Regions from separate parts of the Mus musculus genome. Here region 1 is linked to region 2. The links are chromatin loops, found by intact Hi-C in ENCODE. Cell type or tissue: left cerebral cortex. All regions are shown on one strand. Links, peaks and the distances in the headings refer to the core of each region. The heading gives the core; the rest is flanking DNA.

The links. Hi-C counts contacts between places; a loop is a spot of excess contacts. Peaks named below come from ENCODE experiments on the same cell type or tissue, not always from the same donor. Only the 100,000 strongest peaks of a DNase experiment are listed, where the experiment ranks them.
Region 1: it touches region 2 in a loop (9-fold over the local background); 10 of 42 quality-filtered maps call a loop at or near these places.

What each region holds. Positions count from the first base shown.
Region 1 is chr12:101,117,282-101,128,436 of GRCm38, reverse strand. No RefSeq gene overlaps it. Among named protein-coding and RNA genes, the nearest start is that of Ppp4r3a, 39 kb to the right of the region's middle. In left cerebral cortex, for the core only: a CTCF peak has its summit at 5,270 (motif pointing left); a DNase peak (open chromatin) is centred at 5,250.
Region 2 is chr12:101,355,535-101,366,689 of GRCm38, reverse strand. No RefSeq gene overlaps it. Among named protein-coding and RNA genes, the nearest start is that of Catsperb, 44 kb to the left of the region's middle. In left cerebral cortex, for the core only: a CTCF peak has its summit at 5,003 (motif pointing right); a DNase peak (open chromatin) is centred at 5,028.

The DNA of each region.
Region 1 (11,155 bases), core at 1,803-9,802, 240 kb after region 2:
CGTGAAGAGTGTCATTTCCCTACCTTCTTTCTCAGCCTGTTAATCCTTCGAGTAGAGGGAAGTTACTGATTTTTTTTTTTAGTTAATTTTATATTCAGCCACTTTGCTGAAGTTGTTTATCAGCTATAGGAGTTCTCTTGTCGATTTGGGGGGGTCACTTATGTATACTATCATATCATCTGCAAATAGTGATATCTTGACTTCCTCCTTTCTAATTTGTATCCCTTTGATCTCCTTTTGTTGTCTAATTGCTCTGGCTAGAATTTCGAGTACTATATTGAATAGGGGGACAATGGGCAGCCTTGTCTAGTCCCTGATTTTAGTGAGATTGCTTCAAATTCCTCTCCATTTAGTTTGATATTGGCTATTGATTTGCTGTCTATTGCTTTTATTTTGTTTAGGTATGCGTCTTGAATTCCTAATATCTTCAATACTTTTAACATGAGGCGGTGTTGTACTTTGTCAAATGCTTTTTAAGTATCTAATGAGATGATAATGTGTTTTTTCCTTTGATTTTGTTTGTATAGTGGATTACATTGATGGACTCCTGTGTATTGAACCATCCCTGTATCTGTGGGATGAAGCCTACTTGATCATAGTGAATGATCGTTTTGAGGTGTTCTTGGATTCAGTTTGCAAGAATTTTATTGAGTGTTTTTGCATCAATACTCATGAGAGAAATTGGACTGAAGTTCTCTTTCTTTGTTGGGTCTTTGTGTGGTTTAGGAATCAGCATAACTGGCTTCATAGAATGTATTGAGTAATGTTCCTTCTGTTTTATGGAATAGTTTGAGAAATATTGGTTTTAGGCCTCTTTGAAGGTCTGATAGAATTCTGCACTAAAACCACCTGGTCCTGGGCTTTTTTTGGTTGGGAGACTTTTAATGACTGCTTCAATATCTTTGGGGATTATGGGACTGTTTAAATGGTTTATCTGATTCTGATTTAACTTTGATATCTGGAATCTCTCTAGAAAATTATCCATTTCATCTCAGTTTACCAAGTTTGTTGAGTATAGGCTTTTGTAGTAGGATCTGGTAATTTTTTAAAATTTCTTCAGTTCCTGTTGTTAGGTCTCCCTTTTTCACTTCTGATTTTGTTAATTTGGATCCTGTCTCTGTGCCCTCTGGTTAATCTGGCTAAGGGTTTATCTATCTTGTTTGTTTTCTGGAAAAACCAACTCCTGGTTTTGTTGATTCTTTGTATTTTCTTTGTTTCTACTTGGTTGATTTCAGCCCTGAGTTTGGTTATTTCCTGATGTGTACTCCTCTTGAGTATATTTGTTTCTTTTTGTTCTAGAACTTTCAGATGTGCTGTTAAGCTTCTAGTGTATGCTCTCTCCAATTTCTTTATGGAGACACTCAGAGCTGTGAGTTTTCCTCTTAGCTGTGCTTTCATTGTGTCCCATGCGTTTGGGTATGTTGTGCCTTCATTTTTGTTCAATTCAAAAAAGTCTTTAATTGCTTTATGTCTTCCCTGACCAAGTTATCATTGAGGAGAGTGTTGTTCAGCTTCTGTGTCTATGTGGGTTTTCTTTTCTTTTTGTTGTTATTGAAGACCAGCTTTACTCTGTGGTGATCTGATAGGATGCATGGGATTATTTCAATCTTCTTTTATGCATTGAGGCTTGTTTTGTATCCAATTATATGGTCACTTTTGGAGAAGGTACTGTGCAGTGCTGAGAAGGTGTATGATTTTTTTATGATGAAAAGTTCTGTACATATGTTAAGTCCATTTGGTTCATAATTTCTGTTAGTTTCACTATGTCTCTGTTTAGTTTCTGTTTCCATGCTCTGTCAATTGCTGAGAGCTGGGTGTTGAAGTCTCCTATTATTATTGTGTGAGGTTCAATGTGTGCTTTGAGCTTCGGTAATGTTTCTTTTACAAATGTGGACACCCTTGCATTTGGGGCATAGATATTTAGAATTGAGAGTTCATCTCAGTGACTTTTTCTTTGATGAGTATGTAGTGTTCTTCCCCATCTTTTTTTTTTTAATCACTTTTGGCTGAAAGTCTATTTTATTGGATACTAGAATTGCTACTCCATCTTATTTCTCAGAACCATTTGCTTAGATATTGTTTTCCAGTCTTTTACTTTGAGGTAGTGTCTGTCTTTGTCAATGAAGTGTGTTTCCTGTATGCAGCAAAATCCTGGGTCCTGTTTACATATTCAGTCTGTTAGTCTGTGGCTTTTTATTGGGGAAATGAGTCCATTGATGTTGAGAGACATTAAGGGCCAATGATTGTTGCTTTCTGTTATTTTTGTTGTTAGAGGTGGATTACGTTTGTATGGTTCTCTTCTTTGGGGCTTGTTATGACGATATTAATTTCTTGCTTTTTCTCGCATGTAGTTTTTCTCCTTGTGTTAGAGTTTTCCTTCCATTATCCTCTGTATAGCTGGATGGCTGGAAAGATAATGTTTAAATTTGATTTTGTCGTGGGATATCTTGGTTTCTCCACCTATGGTAATTTAGGGTTTTGCTGGGTATAGTAGCCTGGACTGGCATTTTGTTCTTTTAGGGTCTGTATGACATCTTCCCAAAATCTTCTGGCTTTTAGAGTCTCTGTTGAGAAGTCTGGTGTATGTCTGATATGTCTATCTTGGTGTTTTGATTATTATGTGGAGAGAGGGATTTCATTTCTGGTCCAATCTTTTTGGTGTTCTGTAAGCTTCTTGTATGTTATTGACATCTCTTTTTCTTTTCTTTTCTTTCTTTCTTTTTTTTTTTTTTTTTTTTTTTTTTTTTTTTTTTTTTTTGGCTTTTTGAGACAGGATTTCTCTGTATAGCCCTGGCTGTCCTGGAACTCACTTTGTAGACCAGGCTGGCCTCGAACTCAGAAATCTGCCTGCCTCTGCCTCTCACGTGCTAGGATTAAAGGCATGTGCCACCACGCCTAGTTTTGGCATCTCTTTCTTTAAGTTAGGGAAATTTTCTTCTATAATTTTGTTGAAGATGTTTATTGGCCCTTTGAGTTGAGAGTCTTCACCCTCTTCTATACCTATTAATCTTAGTTTGGTCTTTTCATTGTGTCCTGGGTTTCTTAAAGCTCTTTGCTTTTTGATTTTCTTTGACTGTTGTTATCAATGTCTTCTACACCTGAGATTCTCTCTTCCATCTCTTGTATTCTGTTAGTGATGCTATGCTTACATCTGTGACTCTTGATCTCTTTCTTAGGTTTTCCATCTCCAGGGCTGTCTCCCTTTGTGTTTTCTTTAATGTTTCTATTTCCATCTCTAGACCCTGCATGGTTTTCTTCAGTTCCTTCACCTGTTTGATTGTGTTTTCCTGTATTTCTTTAAGAGATGTATATGCTTCCTTTTAAGGGCTTCCACTTGTTTATCTGTGTTCTCCTGTATTTCTTTAAGGGGGCTGTTTATAGCATTCTTAAAGTTCTCTATCATATTCATGAGATGGAATTTTAGAGCTGAATCTTGATTTTCAGATGTGTTGGAGTATCCAGGGCTTGGTGTGGTGGGAGATTAGGTTCCGATGTTGTCCAGAAGCATTGGTTTCTGTTGCTTATGTTCTTGTGCTTGCCTCTTGCCATCTGGTTATCTCTAGTGCTAACTGGCCTTGCTGTTTCTGACTGGAACCTGACCCTCCTATAAGCCTAGTTGTGTCAGAACTCATGGAAATCCAGCTATCTCTGTGATCCTGTGATCCTGTGATTCTGGGATCCTGGGGTCCTGTGATCTTGACATTCTGGTGTGCCAGAGCTCCTAAGAATCAAGCTTCCTCTGGGTGTTGAGAGGCATGGGTGGGGGACCAGAGCCCTGGGTCCACTCTGGGAGCAGGTACAAACCAGACAGATCATGTGCCTCTTGCTGAGAGGGTGTTCCTGCATCCCCTGGGTCCCAGGGGTCCCAGTTATGCCAGGTATTTGGGCAGAGTTTGAAGCCTCACCTGAGAGTCTGGTTGTCAGAACTCCTGGGAGACAAGCTTTCTCTGCGTGTTGCAGGACTGGGTGGGGAGCCAGAACTTGTGGGCCTGCTCCAGACACAGGTAAGCTATTAATTTTTACAAGTTCAAATTATCTATTATTTCCTTTATTAATAGTGCTTTTTGTATCTTATATTTCACTTAATAACTATTTTCTTATCCCAACATTATGAAGCTGTTTTCCTCTCTTCTAGTGGGTAGGCTATTTCAGATTTCATACATGGGCCTATGTAGAATCTCTAATTTTATGTGTACTATGGATTGATAATTTTTCTCCCACTGGAGAGATGGTTCAGTGGTTAAGAGCACTAACCGCTCTTCCAAAGGTCCTGAGTTCAAATCCCAGCAACCACATGGTGTCTCACAACCATCTGTAATGAGATCTGATGCCCTCTTCCAGAGTGTCTGAAGACAGCTACAGTGTACTTACATATAATAAATAAATAAATCTTTTTAAAAAAAAAATTCTTCCTTAAAGCTGCTCTGACCTCAGATTAGATGTTTAAAGATCTAAGATATTCTCTTTTCTACCCTCCTAGCAAGTGTCCTAACATATCCATAAATAGCACATCACCCTACAATTTTTGTAAAACCTATGATTGTTATTGTAACTAAATGTAGTTACAATATTATATCACAAGTGTTGTTCTCTACAGAACTGTTACCCATTCTTCTGCCAGTCTAAATGCAAGTAGTTGTAAAGCCCTTACAACCCTTAGATGATGAGATAAAGAAAGAGAGAGGGAGATGACAATATTACAGTGAATACAAAGAACAACTATCCATTGGTATGTATGGATTTCAAAATTTTAGATTCTTCTAAAGATTAAAAATATTCAGAAAAACTTGGCTTTTGTCATTTTCTAACAATAAAGTGTAATGATTATTTATACAGAGTTGACATTGTACTAGGTAATTTATAGCTAGCAATATATAATATAATATATGAGAATGTGCATAGGTCATATGCAAATGCTGAATTATTTTTAAAGACCTATCTATTTATTCATTTATTATTGTATGTGTGTGGATGTTTTGCTTGCACGTCTGTCTGTGCATTGTGAGCTTTATGTGCCTGCAGAAGCCAGAAAAATGATAGAATCTCCTGGAACTAGATTTATGGGTTAACCACCATGTAATTGACAGTCAACTTGAGTCTTCTGCAAGAGCAGTAAGTGCTCTTAACCATAGAACCATCTCTCCATTCCTAATGCTAAACTATGGTAAGGGACTTGAATACCCTCTGATTTTGGTGTCTGTAGAGGGGTCTTGGAAATGCTACGAAACAGTCAGACAATGTCTATGGTATGACTGCCACCTGGTGGACAATAGTCATAAGACACATCAATGATAAAATTTCTTAATTTCCAAATATCTAAAATATGAAACAAGTATATGATTACCAATGCTAAACATTGCTAAACAATGCTAAAAGTTTTTTATTAAAAAGTTCACTGAACAATGAGAAAAGTATGCAATTTCTTAGAAAACAATACTACACATAAAAATGTGAGTATGTGAGTAAATATTTCTCAGAACATCGTGATCAAATAAACAAAACAACTTGACCGTTAATAATGGGAGAAAAGGGATCTGAAGACACATCTCAGTTGTGAAGAGTACTTCCAGATGACCCAAGTTCAGTTCCCAGTACCACATCAGGCTTAACTGTCTGTAACTCCCGCACTAGATGAACCAACACCTCTGGTGCTCTTACCCACGTACAGACACACACATCTTCACATAATTACAAATAATAAAATGAATCTAAACGTAATGTATTTTCTGTGCCTTCAGATGTCAGAAAATGGATCAAATCTCCTGGAACTGTATTTATTGACTGTTGTTAACCATCATGTAATTGACAATCAACTTGGGTCTTCTGGAATAGCAGTCGGTGCTCTTAACCATAAAGCCATTGCTCTATCCCTAATGCTAAGCTATTATATGTGTAAAGAACTTGAACATCCTCAGATTTTGTTGTCTGTAGAGGGTCCTGGAAGTTCCCTCTTTTTTTTTTTTAAGATTTATTTATTTATATTATATGTAAGTACACTGTAGCTGTCTTCAGACACTCCAGAAGAGGGCGTTAGATCTCATTATGGATGGTTGTGAGCCACCATGTGGTTGCTGGGATTTGAACTTTGGACCTTCGGAAGAGCAGTCGGGTGCTCTTACCCACTGAGCCATCTTACCAGACCGGAAGTGCCCTCTTAAATCCCCAAAAGCTAAACTTTTGCCATACCTGAAGATGATACAAAATAGGACTTCTCAAATTAACATGAATGAATATAATGCTCAGAATTTCTTTTACTTTCTATTTTATTATCATTTATATATATATTACAATCAGAAATATTTTAAAGTAAATTTATTATAATTCACTTAAAATGTGAAAGTAGAAGAGTATAGAGAAGAGAGCCACCAAGCTTGTCTGACATGCATGAAGCTTGGGTTCAACACCCAGCTCTGCAACAGAAAAGAAAAACTGAATAAGCATGAAAAGGGGGTAGGAGGACAAAGCAGAATACTTAGAAAATATAAAACAGGACAGCCCTAGGTTGAACTTGTCTATAGTTGTCACAAAAAGTATTGTACATTCTTATTCTGTGACATTTGTTGGGGGCCTCTTATATGCTCCACACTATTCCACTCACTAAGGATTCTTGTGATCCTTTTTCTCATGGAGTGTACACACTTTTCAAGAAGTATTAATAGTTAAAAGCACCAAAAAAGAGGTTGTATGGTTAGAGAGAGAACTCAGTTAGTAAAATATCTGCCCTCTAAACATGAAGATTTGGGTTGAGTCCTGAGAACTCATGGAACAATGCCAGATGAATTGGCACATGCCTGTAATCCGAATGCTAGGAAGCCAGGTCAGGAGAATCCGTAGGACTCGTGGACCAATCAGTCCAGCCTAATCTTTGCCCTCTAAGCTAACAGAAATCCTGCCTATCCTCTGCCCTGTTTATGCACATGTAAACACACACAAATGCTTCGGTGGCTTCAAGATCTGTGTGTGTGTGTGTGTGTGTGTGTGTGTGTGTGTGTGTGTGTGTGTTGAGATAGCATCTCACTATGCTAGAACTAACTATGAAATCAGCCTAGCCTCAAATTAATAGAAATCTTCCTGCCTCTATCTCTCTAGTGCTGGGATTAAAGCCTTGCACCACCTTGCCCAGAAAAAGTTACTGTGTTAGTTAGTTTTATATTGCTGTAAAGAGACACCATGACCAAAGCAACCTATAGAAGAAAGTATTTATAAGGGACTTGCTTATAGTTTTAATGATTAGAGTCCATGACCATTAAGGCAGGAAACATGGCAGAAAGCAGGCAGGCATGGGTCTGGAGCAGTAGCTGAGATCTTATATCCTCATCTTCAAACACTATGCAGAGATAGAAAGCTAGTGGGAATCACATGAACCATTTGAAATGCCAAAGCCTACCCCTAGAAACACATCTTCTTCAACAAAGCCATACCTCCTAGTCCCTCCCAAAGACTTCCACCTACTGGGGACCAAGTATTCAAATATGGTATCCATTCTCATTGAAATTATCACATTAACTACCTTTACAGAGTGAGCAGATCTGGAGGAAAAGAGGAGTAAGAGATGAGAAGGTAAGTCCTGTGCATTTCCAAGAATAATTTGTTTCCCATTAAAAGCAGTGTCTTGCTTTACACTTTAAAATCCTGAAATAGGTTACCAGGAGAGAAAAATTAAGGCAAAAATAGTAAAAAAGACAAAACATTAAAATGGAATTAACATGGCAGTTACACTGAGAGAAAAAGATGGGTGTTATATGACTTAGAATTCTCCAGATAGACAACAAAACTGGAAATATATATGTGTATATATAACCAGTTAAAATATATAAATAGTAGGTTATTAGACTTTTTTTCACCATACAGCCTTGGTAGTATGACAATGGCTGTCTTCACCCTGGAAAGGCTAAGAACCTGGTAGCAGTATAGTTTATGAATCTAGATGCCTGAGCAATCCCAATCTGGGATCCTACTGAAAGGCTGGAAGATTCCTTGGGATCCACTGGTCTTTATTTCACATTGGAACCCAAAGAAGCTGGGTTCTTATGTTACTAAAAGATGCCAGCAGGACCAAGGTAGAGGAAGGAAGATGAGAGGCCAAGGCAAGCAGACAAAAGTTTTTCTCCTGGACCTCCTTTTATCTGGGCTGCTACCCAAAGGTGCATTCAGATTTTGGTGAGTCCCACTTGAATTAATTATGGAAATAGGTTAGTTGATTACAGGTCCAGTCAAATTGGTAACCAAGATTAAATGTATTTTCAATTATGTTATTTGCAACTTAATATGGGTTTATCCGGATATAATTTCATCAGAAGTAAAATAAAATTACTTTGAGGCAAAACTTTATAGAATTTATTGATGTATCTAGTTTTATGTTGAGGTCTTTGATTCTCTTTGACTTGAGTTTTATGCAGTGCGATAAATATTAATCTATTTGCATTCTTCTACATGCAGACATCCAGTTAGGCTAACAACACTTGTTGAAGATGCTTTCTTTTTTCCACTATATGGTTTCTTAGTCAAAAATCAAGTGTCTGTGGGTGTGTAGATTTATTTCTGGGTCTTCAATTAGATTTCATTGATCAACATGTCTGTTTCTATACTAATACCATTCAGTTTTTATTACTATTGGTCTGGAGTACAGCTTGAAGTCGGAGATAGTGGTACCTTTTATTAAGTTCTTTTATTGTTCAGGTTTATTTTAGCTATTCTGGTTTTTTTGTTTTTCCATATGAAGTTGAGAATTGCTCCTTCAAGGTCTGTAAAGAATTGTGTTGAAATTTTGATGAGAATTACATGGAATCTGTAGACTGCTTTTGGTAAGATGACCATTTACTCTTCCTACCTATCCATGAACATGGGAGGGCTTAGTCTTGGACACACTGATACAGGAGATTACTTCCTGAACAGAACACCCATGGCTCAGGCACTAAGATCAACAATTAATAAATGGGACCTCATGAGATGTAAAAGCTTCTATAAGGCGAAGGAAACTGTCAATAGGATAAAACAGCAGCTTACAGATTGGGAAAAGATCTTCACTAAACTTACATTTGACAGAGAGATAATATCCAAAATATATGAAGAACTCCCAAAGTTAGATGCAAAAAACAAAAACAAAAACAAATAATACAATTAAAAATGGGGTACAGAGTTAGATAATTCTCAACAGAGGAATCTCTAAAGGCTGAGAAACACTTGAAGAAATGTTTAACATCTTTAGTCATCAGGGAAATGCAAATCAAAATGACTCTGAGACTCCACTTTACACCCATCAGAATGACTAAGATCAAAAATTCAAGGGATAGCACATGCTAATGGGGGTGTGGAGAAAGAACACTCCTCCATTTCTGGTGGGATAGCAAACTTGAACAACCACTCTGGAAATCAATTTGGCAGTTCCTCAGAAAATTGGAAGTAGTTCTAACTGAAGACCCAGATCTACCACTCCTAGGCATATAGCCAAAAGATTCCTCACCATACCCCAAGGACATGTGCTCCACTATGTTCATAGTAGCTTTATTCATAATAGCCAGAAGCTAGAAATAACCCAGGTGTCCCTCAACTGAAGAATGGATAAAGAAAATGTGGTTCGTTTGTACAATGAGTGGATATTAGCCCAGAAACTTAGAATACCTAAGATACAATATGCAAAACACATGAAACTCAAGAGTTTGTTATTTCTTTAAGGTCCCAAGGACAGGCACCTGGAGAGCTTGGCCATTTATCAGGGGAGAACTAGTTTTGGTGTTGCAGATGCAGGGAGGCTGTTACAAGCTAGCATCTGGCTCTTCAGCGTGTTTTTATTAAGGGGGTTTTTATGGGCAGTGTCATTTTAATGCCAGGCTGGATTCCCTCTGAGGAGCCATGGAGGTGGAGGGAACCCTGAGCTTGCTGCAGGGGCACACAGCACAGAAATCAGCTGCCTGCTTACTGCACTTGCCAAGAGCTGGAGGGAAACTGGAAGATTCTGAGGGAAAAAAATTCGGAAGCAAATCATCTGTACCCAAGATTGGAGTCTCTTTGGTGAGGCTTCCAAGAATCAGGAAAATTAACCACAGAGAGTTAGCATCAGTAATTTAGAGTCTACAACAGTGGGGCAGTCTTTGGATGGCCTTTCCTTCAGTTTCCCTCCTTGTGTTGGAGTTTTCCCTTTATTATCCTTTAAAAGGCTGGATTTGTGGAAAGATATTGCATAAATTAGGTTTTGTCATGAAATACTTTGGTTTCTCCATCTATGGTAATTGAGAGTTTTGCTGGGTATAGTAGCCTGGACTGGCATTTGTGTTCTCCTAGGGTCTGTATGACATCTGCCCAGGATCTTCTGGCTTTCATAGTCTCGGGTGAGAAGTCTGGTGTAATTCTGATAGGTCTGCCTTTATATGTTACTTGACCTTTTTCCTCTACTGTTTTTAATATTCTTTCTTTGTTTTGTTCATTTGGTGTTTTGATTATTATGTGACAGGAGGAATTTCTTTTCTGGCACAAACTGTTCTGTAGGCTTCTTGTATGTTCCTGGGCATCTCTTTCTTTAAAAGAGTTAGGAACGTTTTTGTCTATAATTTTGTTGAAGATATTTACTGGCCCTTTAAATTGTTAATCTTCATTCTCATCTATACCTATTATCCTTAGGTTTGGTCTTCTCATTGTGTCCTGGATTTCCTGGATGTTTTGGGTTAGAAGCTTTTTGCATTTTGCATTTTCTTTGACTGTTGTGTCTGTTTTCTATGGTATCTTCTGCAACTGAGATTCTCTCTTCTATTTCTTGTATTTGGTTGGTGATGCTTACATCTGTGACTCTTGATCTCTTTCTTAGGTTTTCCATCTCCGGGGCTGTCTCCCTTTGTGACTTTTTTTAATTGTTTCTATTTCCATTTTTAGATTCTGGATGGTTTTGTTCAATTCCTTCATCTGTTTGGTTGTGTTTTCCTGAAATTCTTTAAGGAATTTTGTGTTTCCTCTTTAAGGGTTTCTACCTGTTTACCTGTGTTCTACTGTGTTTCTTTAAGGGAGTTACTTATATCCTTCCTAAAGTCCTCTATCAGCATCATGAGAAGTGATTTTAGATCCAAATCTTGCTTTTCCTGTGTGGTGGTGTATCCAGGACTTGCCATGGTGGGAGAATTGGATTCCAATGATGCCAAGTAACCTTGGTTTCTGTTTCTTACGT
Region 2 (11,155 bases), core at 1,288-9,287:
CTGTTACATGAAGGTACAACAAAATATTTTATCATGTGACATGACTAAGGAACTCATGCTCTTAGTTTTGAGTTGTAAGTATCTTTAGAATTGTGTTTCCCCAGGATAATTTAATATAAACTAAAGAAGAACAGCTAAGAGAAGAAAAGAGACACCTAGAAGACAGTAAAAATACCCACAGCATACGTATGGACATCTCAAAGAATTGCAGAATATAATACAGACCCAAGTGTAGGTATGGGCCCAAGGGAAAATTGTTTATTTTTATTTTCAAATCATGTCTGATGCTTAGGGCTGGTGATATGGTTGAGTGATTAAGAGCACTGCCTATTCTTGTAGAGGACTTGGGTTTGACTCCCAATACCGATGTGGCAACTCACAACCATCTGCAACACCACTTCTAGGGGATTTGATTCTTGGCCTCCTCTGGCTTCTGAGGGTACCAGGTGTGCAAGTGATGCCCAGACATACAGATAAAACACCCATATTCATCAAAAGTAAAGATATTCTGGTACCGGGGAATGGAAGCCCAGTGCCTTGTTCATAGTAGACAAGAACTCTACCACCAAACTACATACTCAGTTCTCTTCAGGTAGAATTCACTTAACTGCTCACATTGCTCCAATATGGCCGTCATTAAGCAAAGGGCTTCTGCTCTCTTTGCTTCAGACTGAGTTCTTTTTTCTAGTTTCTGATTTATAAGAAACCATTCCTGACATGAATATACTTTACATTTTTCATAGTGGTGGGGAAATGATTTGACTAAGATGTAAGTAAACTTGTACAATAGAATCACTAAAGCATTCTCCAAGAGAAGTAAATAGCTCTCCCCGCCTAAATTTTCATTTTTTTTCTAAATAAGAAAGCTGGTATAGGTGTTTTAAACCACAGTAATGTAATTGCGACAGGAGCTTAAAAAAAATAATTCAAGCTCTGACTGTCTTCTTAGATGATTTCCCTTGGGAATACTGCCACCACTGCTAACTCGCTAATTAAACACTCTGCTTTTAAAATGCTTACATATTTAAAAGTCAATTCTCCAAACCTGGCAAGAGAAACCAGGGAACCACAGAAACTGGGACTATTAATTATGAAAAATGGGAGCTTTATTTTCATGACTGGAGTTTTCATTTCAAGAAAGCATTATATTGTCAGAGTAAGACTCACTGAAATGTCTGCAAACTTAGTGAGTGATATAGTGGTGGCTAATCAAATTTTGGTTCAGTTCAACTACTCACTTCACAAGACCTCTCTGCCATCTTCCTGTCTTTTTTTTTTTTGGGCAACACTGGGAATTGAACCTAGGGCTTTAAGCATTCTGGATGAGCATTCTACCACTGAGTTTTGTCCCAGATGTTCTCTCCGTGTGTGTGTGTGTGTGTGTGTGTGTGTGTGTGTGTGTGTGTGTGTGTGTACATGTATGTGTGTATATGTATGTGTGTACATGTATGTAGGTATGTAGGTATCTGTTTATTGATTTATCTATTAATTACCTAAAAATATTCACACAAGTAAAAATTTTATCTTTGGAGTAAAACTGAACTTAAATAAATTTCCTTTTATGTTGTAAAATGTGCCTGTTTCTTTTTAGATCTTTTACTGCAAAATCCCCATTCTCTTTGTTTCTCTTTCCTTTTTTTTTTCTTCTTCTTTCTTTCTGGAACAATGTCTAATGTAGCCCAGGCTGCTCCTATCTCATTATAGAACTGAAATTGACCTTGAACTTCTGACTCTCCCTCCTTTACCCACCAATTGCTGGGATTATAACTGTGTGTTACCACATTCAACTAAAAAGAAAATCTTTGTGAAACTTTACTTACATAATTAGAAACATATCCTGCAGACTACATGCAAACACTTAGAACATTTTGGTAACTGCTGTGATAGTGATTAGTAAAGATACATACAACAGGTACAGAGCACGAACTCAATCATCATTGCTACTAATCTACAACATGACTTTCAGATTCATTTGTTTCTGGCAAATTATTTGCTAAATATTTGTTTTTAATTATTTTTGTATGTGGGTAGAGACATAGGACGCCCTGCAGCTGGAGTTACAGACATTATGTGAGTTGCTTGACTTGAGTTCTCTATAAGAGCAATATACTCCTTTAATACTGAGCAATATCTCCAGTCCTGAGTTCATATAAGAAAATGATCTTAGTCAATTGAATTCAGTATACCAGATGTGATGGGAACAAAAAAGAACATGACAATGGTGAATGTGAACATGCCTGTGACTCAACTCCTTTTCCAAATTCTCCTGGCTATTTCTCATGTGAACAGGCTTTGCAATCCACTCATTTTTGAAAACCACTAATAAGAGAATGACTTGTAAGATAAGCAGAGGAGGGAGAAAGCCATACTTAGTTGCCAGTTTTTCCTCATATTCACTTCAGTCATGGTAACTAAATATGGAGGTTCTGCGGAGACTTTATCTCTTTCACTGAAAATTTCCAAAACAACTGGGTATTGTGTGACTGGAAACTTGAAACGATGAACCTAAAATACAAATTCCATGAATGCGTATAAGAATGGAAAATTCAATACTATCATTTCTGGCCAGGAAATGAATGAAATGTTTGCAGAACCTTGGCTATTCTAAGTGGAATGACTCTTAGGATCACTGCCTTTCAGACATGGAAATGGTCTATCACAACCAAATTCTTGAAAATTCCAAGGCAGCATACATAGTAATGAGATTCATAACTTTTAAAAACTCTGAAGTTAATATACAAAGTGATATGTGTCACTATGTAGTTTTCTTATACACACACATAATCTTACATATACATATCAGGAACTTATCTTCCCTAACTCTCATTGTACATTGGGTTTTTGTTTTGCACCCTCTTCTCTGAAATAACCTTCTTCTCCCCAAGCAGAGCTTCTTTCTGCTTTTGTGTCACAGAAATACTCTTATCTGTCTACCACAATTGAAGATCTTCTACTCCTCTTATGTGGTTGCTTTTCTACTTTCTACTCCCCCAATATAAATTTAAGTGTAGTCTTCATATGAGGAAAAACACAGTACTCCTCTTCTAAGCCTGACTTATTTCCCTAAACACGATGATCTGCAGTACCATCAAAAGGTATTTTCCTGAAAATATCATGATTTCATGTCTTGTTTTCTTTAGTGCTGAAAAATGCTCTTGGACAAATATTGTCTATCCATGAGCATTTAAGATAGTTTCATTTCTTAGTGATTGTGAGTACTGCAGCAATAAACATGTGTGAGCATACATCTCTGTGGTGTATTGACTAAGTCCTTAGAATGTATATCCAGAAGAGGCACTGCTAAATCACATGAGAGAGCACAGATGAGTAACCACCAGTTTTGATTCAGTAAATGGCCAAAGAGGGACCTACCAGGAGCACACAGGACACAAGAACCAGGAAACAGCTAGGGGCAGGGTCCTTCTAGTTGCCATTGGTGCCTCAGAGCTAATCCTGTGACACAGCTCTCCACATCCAAATCCCATCCAGAGAGAGCTGGTCTCCCAGGAGTACTGACATAACTAAGAGCATAAGGTCACAGGCACACAGGAGGGACAGGCTCCAGTCAGAGACAGCAAGACCAACTAACACCAAAATAACCAGATGGCAAGAGGCAAGTGCAAGAACCTAAGCAACAGAAACCAAGGTTACTTGGCATCATCAGAACCTAGTTCTCTCACCACAGCAAGTCCAGGATACCCCCAACACACCAGAAAAGCAAGATTTGGATTTAAAACCACATCTCATGATGCTGATAGAGGATCTTAAGAAGAACATAAATAACTCCCATAAAGAAATACAGGAGAAAACAGGTAAACTAGTAGAAGTGGTACTTGGGAGGAAGAAAGGAGTGGGAGCGGGGGAAATGGGGCAGGATCAGGTATGGAAGGAGAAAGACAGGGATGATATACAGAGGGTCAGGAATTTGAACAGACATGTTGAGCAATGAAGGATGGGGAACTGGGGTCGCCACCAACAAGGCCCAGATGCCAGGAAAGCAAGAGGATCCCAGGACCCAACAGGAATGAGATTTACTGAAATGCTCAAGGAGAGGGAGAACATGTAGAGACCATATCCAGAGGTTAGTCAAGGCCCCCAATTGGTGGGTGGGGCCACCCACTCATCTCCAAACTTTTAACTCAGAATGACTCCTGTCTAAAGGAAATATGGGGACAAAGTATAGAGCAGAGACTGAAGGAAAGGCCATCCAGAGACTGCCCCACGTGGGGATCCATCCCATATACAGACACCAAACCCAGAGCCTGACAAGTACAGAGGCAGATGCTCATGGCCAACCATTGGACTGAGCCTGGAAATCCCAATGGAGGAGGTAGAGAAAGGACTGAAGAACTGAAGGGGTTTGCAACCACATAGAGAGAAAAACAATATTAACCAACCAGATCCCTCCAGAGCTTCCAGAACTAAACCACCAACCAAACAGTACACATGGAGGGACCCGGTTCCAGACACATATGTAGCAAAGGATGGAATTGTCTGGCATCAATGGGAGGAGAGGCCCATGGTCCTGTGAAGGCTCGATTTCTCAGTGTAGGGGAATGCCAGGGTGGTGAGGTAGGAGTGGATGGGTTTGGGGAGCACCTTCATAGAAGCTGGGTGAGGGGAGCTGGGATAGGAGAGTTTCAGAGGGGAAACCAGGAAAGGGAATAATATCCAACAAACCAAAATGAATTTGAGTGAGTTAAATTAATTTATTAATATTACTATTACTAGTGTTAATTGTGTGTGCGCTAATATACATGTATCTTTCTTTATAGTGTTGCATGCAACAAAGAGTTCAGAGTAGGTATTTTTGTTTTACATTAGAGATAAGTTTAGATAACTAACTCTTCCATGTACAAGAGTCAGATCCTTTCAGTGGTGTCATAGTTCTAGGTCATAGTAGATGTTATTTCCACATGTGAAATTTTATTTTGTTTTTTTAAAAAAACATTGGTTTTATGTAAATGGATTTTTGTCTCTAAGCTGAGTCAATACACTGCCAGTGGAAGCCAGAAGAGGGCATCAGATCTCAAGAACTGGAGTAATAGCAGGTTGTGAGCAGTTATGTCTAACTAAAAGGCACAATTCCCCTCACAGGAACAGGAAGCCATTCCATCATGAGGTAATACAAATTGCTTTACCTTTTCTTTGCAATCTGAGAAAGCAACAGCATGGGAAAACTTTTGATGTTCTGAGCACTTGCACATTGCCCGACTGGTAACATTAGCACACTGTTTGTATTTGCCAGTTTCCTGTAGGCAGAAGCAACAAATGTTGACTTGTTTTTATAATTTGTAGTTTTTTCCAAAATGAGTGTTTAGAAAACATTTATTCTCTGAATAATAAAGTTTCAAGAATTTTAGAAGAAAATTCATTAATGATAAGATAAGAGGCATTGGGGGTGTAGATTTTCATAAAGTGCTTATCCAGGAGATGAGATGAAGAAAATTGTAATGAAACGATATTTCTGCATAATTCTTTCAGGTTATTCATGGACATTTTATTCATAAACATTGCAAAAAAGACACAATTTCCTTGTTATGACTTTTCCTTTCACAGTAAGTTTCTCTGACTTGTGTGCACAAGGTTGTCCAATGGGAGACAGGTTGAAGGTATAAAGGGTGTTCCAGGGGAACTAATAAAGGAGATTTTGGAAGTATTCTCATGAGCTTGCTGTGGAGTTCTCACCTGCTCCTGGAGTCTAAGCCATTGATTCTCTGCCACCCCATCCCCAACCCATGAGGCTGAGCATGGTCTAGAGGCAGATGGTCCAAGGTATAAAGCAACAGGAGGAATCAAAGGAAAGTAAGGATATCTAAGCAAAAACAACTTATGTCAATGGAGGAACTTGGCATAGTAAGAAGACAGGTTCTTATCTTTGAAAGAAATTGTAGTTGGAGAACTCAGTGTCTTAGTGACTCACTGTTTAGAGCAGAACTTCTGGTCACAATGGGGTGTGACATGTGACAGAAGATGAAGGGGTGTTCTTGCAGCTGCAAAGGCCTGACTTGGGAACATATCAGAGAAACAGAAAAGAGGCCAACATGCCTAGGCTAGAGTGAGCTTGGGGGGGGGGGGCGGTGCGCGTTGGCTGTCATGTTGACGCATGATGAAAAGACAGGGCAAGGAGAAGGGGAGGTCTCTCGTCCCAGAACCTGATATGGATTTCTGTTTGGCTTAGTGTCTAGAACTTCAACACACCTGGCAAAATCAAACTACAACTTGGATTTAGAGCAGAGACAATAATCCTTTTTCTGCATGGCCTGTCACAGCAGAATTTAGGAATAGTGGGCTTTGTTTGCTTAGGACCAGAAGTCGTGTGATGTTTGAGTTTAACTATATTAGCACTCTATTCTCACCCTGAAACTTGACCAATGAACTGCACAAACCACCTAACATCTCATTTACAAAAGGAAATTCTCCTTTGACTAGCCAGACTGGTCAAGGCCTTGGCTTTACATCTCACAGAGAGTCATCTGTCTTTGTCTAGCATGCTGGAATGTTGTTCCCAGTACATCAGTCCAAAGGAAATATATAAGGGAGATAAATCAACAAGTACAGCAAGCTTTTTAAAAAGCCTCCTTATAAAACTTTGAGTAAGGCTAAATTTTACTTCATCTTTGACATAGTTGTAAATCGCATCTTTTAACAATGTAGTTTCATACATTTCAGAAATAATATGACACTTAAGGTCCCTGTCTCTGAACAACAGTGCTTAACAATGGTTAAGTGTAAGGTATATCCCATGGCTTCCTTGTCTTTACTGTCCAAACTGAGCGCTCCCTGGGTCTGCCTCATCCTGGAATGCTCTTCTGTGGCATAGTCAAGATTCCAATTTTAGTTACTGGAGATCCCTAAGGGGAGACTACTCAGGCTTTGTCTTTCTGCCTCTCACTCAAAAGAATCGGGTATGATGTAAACGCCACACTTTTGCTTTGAAAGTAATGGGAAGATACCAAATAGTTCTTAGCAAAAGACATGCCAATTTGGTGTAGTATGTCTATGTTTGTTTACACATCAGACACCAGAGGTTCACCACCAAGTACCCTTTTCTCTGAACTCTAACATTTCCCTCTGATCCATCATGCTCTTCTAACCTCCAGATAGGTGGCTGTCCAGTTCCAAGGAGACAGCCTATCTTCTAAGCATGATGTAGCAGGAGTTTAAATGTGCCTATGCTAGCACAAGTAATTGTTGAAGTTAAGATAAAGTTGTAAGTTCTCTCCTTTGAAAGCACAGTGCTCTTTGTCTATTTGTCTCCTTTGAGACTTATTTGGGAGCTGAAAAGTCAAGGAGAGAGTCCATTGAGACTTCTTGGCTGGAAAGTAGTGTCTGAGCATAGGTGAAGGTGAAATGCAGTGGCTGAAAAGGGGACAGCAGAAGTCCTTGAGAAATATGAAAAATAGCTGAAATATCTCACTGAGTCCTCTAACTGTGTCCATCTACAGTATAAATACTCTTTAAAAACTGTAAGTAAGTATGTATGCATGTATTAAGTATATATGGAGTGTTTGTGTGTGTGCACATGAGTATACATGTGTGTGGTGAATTTGCGTGTGTGTGTGTGTGTGTGTGTGTGTGTGTGTGTGTGTGTGTGTGGTGAGTTTGTTATGGTGTGTGGATAGAGTCCAGAGAAGTTCTTTCCTTCTACTACTTCCTTAGGGTCAATCTGAGATTCAGGCTTGATGGCAAGTACCATATCAGCTAACCTATCTAAATGAGGACAGTGATTTTTAAAATATGAACCAAACACTGCAGAAGTTCATTTATAGACAAATTATTTACCTTTGACTTGTGAAATTGATTTCTCGGTATGGGTTTGCTAGGATCTGCATGATAAAAATTATCTGTGAGTGGAATAGAAATTCCCATGTGGGATGGAGGTCTGTAGTTTATCTGCAAGGGATTAAGTAAAGGAAGAGGGCTATGTGTTATTATTCATCACCTCATCAGTGTTTTGTCTTTTCCATACAACCGTTCTGAGCAAATACTTCACTTTCAGCTGCAGGTACTATAATGTATTTCATCACTTCACATTCTCTCCCACTCAGTTTCTGTAATTTCAGAGACCTGACTCTGTGATATATAATTTGGATTTTGTAAGTAGGTGAAAATGACATTTAGTACTTAAAATAGGTTTCATTACGTTAATGCAGTGTGTCTAAACACTTTTAGTGAAGAGTCTCAGTGATGCAGTAAGATCAGTTTCAAGTTTTGATTATTTGTTTTCCATCACAGAACTAGATGTAGTACATCAGCTCATTTTTAGTTTGTTTTTCAGGCACAATGTTTTATATTATATTTTCCATTTTGTCTTTAAATCAGTAAAAGAAACTGGGTCCTAGAAGCTGCAGTGATCTAAGCAGCAGCAATTTTGTGCATTTACCTTTGTTTGAGTATGTTTAAATTATCACAGATGGCACACTTGCAGGAAATTCTGCACCATATGAACTAATTGTAGTAAAGTTATCTACCCCCATCCCAGGAAGAAAAAAAACCCTATTCTGGAATATAATTTTCACTGAAATGTAATCAAACTTCATTAAGTGGATTGTGACAAGATTATAATTGATGTGAAAATAACATTTTAACATTCAGCCATCAACTTTAGAAAATCAGTTCCTATGTAAATTTGCAATTTTTAAAAGTATTATATTCTATCTTCATATTAACCTCAGAATTAAGGCGTAATGAGCATGGGGGAAAAAGGAAAAGAATGCACTCGAGTATTAAGTCATGTAGGTAGAGTGCAGAATTTCATAGGGCCAACAAAGTAACAGTCTATATTGTTTACCTACACAGGCCAAGTAGAATTTGCAATTACCAGTTGCACTAAATGTGCCAAATAAAGCTTCTGAATTGACATTATAAGGCACCACCTTAATTTCTCTAGGCTGCAACTATGCATAATTTTAAAATAGTTTCTTAAATTTATTTTTAAAATATAACATGAATAATATATAACAATAGAATAAGTATCCCAGATTTTGGGAGGGATGAAAAGGAAGATATTCAGAACCCTTCACCAGAATGCCCTCAACTTGATCATAGTAGATTAATGATGTGCTTTGTGCACAGGGTTAGTCAATGATACCGGTTTGATGGATCTTTCTTCTGCACCAAATCCCATTGAGTTATCTGGTCCCCTTGGCTGATAAAAAAAAACATTAAACATGGAGCACTGGCATCCTCCCCACATTAAAAACAAAAACAAAAAAAACCAAAAACAAACAAACAAAAAAAAACAAACAAGAAAACACCACAACTAAATAAAAAGCTGGGCAGATGGCTCTATTGGTAGTGTCTGCCACTCAATGTGAGCACCACCCTACATTTGGATCTTGGTAACCAAGTGCAAACCAACTGTGGTATCACTAACCTATATGCCCAATGCTGGGTGCAAAAGAAACCAATCCTGGGAATTGTTGTCCAATCTAGGGAAAGTGATGACATCTAGGTTCAATGAGAGATCTTTCCTCAGAAATAATGCAGGGAAACAACTGAGGAAGACATTGTGTTGTTAACTACTGGCCTATACATGAGCCTGCATGGCCAAGCACACCTGCACACACATACCTGCACACACACTTATTTCCACGTGTTTATGCTAGCCATCTCTATATACATGAAGACAAAAGGAAAAGACTCACAGATACTATGAAAACAAAAGCAAAAATTATTATATTAAAATGAGACTGTTCACAGGAGAATTGAAACTTCAAGTTCAACATTTTGAGACTTTTTCTGAGAAAACCAAACAAAGCAAAACACCCAAACCCAAAGAGAAATAGAATCAATCAGACCCATTAGCATGAGACTAGTTATTGTAAACCAAAATGGCTGCATGTATAACAGATGCCCATAATCATACCATCATCCTATTAATAATTTATTACTAGTGATGAGAAAAGTTAGTGAGAAAAACAATTATTTCAGAAAGTTTTCACAGTCTAGAAATGAATCACCACCATCATGTTCTCAAAATGACCCAGGGTTTGAAAAATGATGGAAATGCTAGAGCTACCAGACCAGAAATGCTAACAGAATGGCCAAAGCCTCACCCAAGACACACACACCACTTGTTCTCTTAAAGGCGCTGTAGCTAGATTTCTTACCGGCAGAGTTTTGATCATATTGAAACCCTGACTGTCCTTGTGAACTCCGCTAATCCAGTCTTCAGGTGGTATGTGCCTGCCAGGAGTGTGGTGCATAGTCCTGAGGTAACTGCAGCTGCTCTTTATGGTTGGCAGCAGTGTAATAGCATAGCATTTACTTGATCCCTCCCAAAGAACCAGTGCTATTGAAGTGGAACCCTGCAAAGATCCAAAAATGAAGTTTAGGACCCTGGAAACATCCAAACTACGTTGTTTTTAAAGATCCAGAGAATGACCTATGATAGTTGTATTTTTGGTTATGAATGGATGGGTTTATTAACCATATAGCAAGCTAGCCAAAGGAAAAGAATAAATGACAAGAAGAAAACCACAAAATATCAAATCAGGTATTCAAAATTTCTGATGAAAGTAGTCTTATCTTTTGTTTATTTGTTTGGTTTGGTTTTTCGTACTCTTTCTTACACTTGTGTGTGTGTGTGTGTGTGTGTGTGTGTGTGTGTGTGTGTGTGTGTGTGTGTGTTGTGTAGCTCAGAGGACAACTTACATGAATTGGTTCTTTTCTCCTTCCTTGACCTTCCAAGTACTGGGACTGTAAGTGTACATTAACATACATGGTATATGTGGTGCTGGGATATAACCCTGGGCTTCACGCATGCCTGACAAGCACTTCACCAAGTGAGCCATAGTGTTTCTCTTGGAGTGTTAAATATTGCTTCTTTGTATTCTAACATTAATATTTCATAATATTGTGACCTAGGCACTTATTTTCAAGTCCTATCTCTATTAAATTTGGATGTTCCTAATCATCCTCTATTTGGGAGAAATTTTCTTCTGTTATTTTTTTTGAAATTTTCTTTTTTAATTTATTTTTTTTAATTAGGTATTTTCTTCATTTACATTTCAAATGCTATCCCATTCCCCTACCCACCAACTCCCACTTCTTGGCCCTGGCACCTCCATACCTTTTCCTATCCTGTGGATTCTTGAACTTGGTTTCATGATCAAGTTGTCAAGTCACAGAATCCTTGAAAATTATGGGC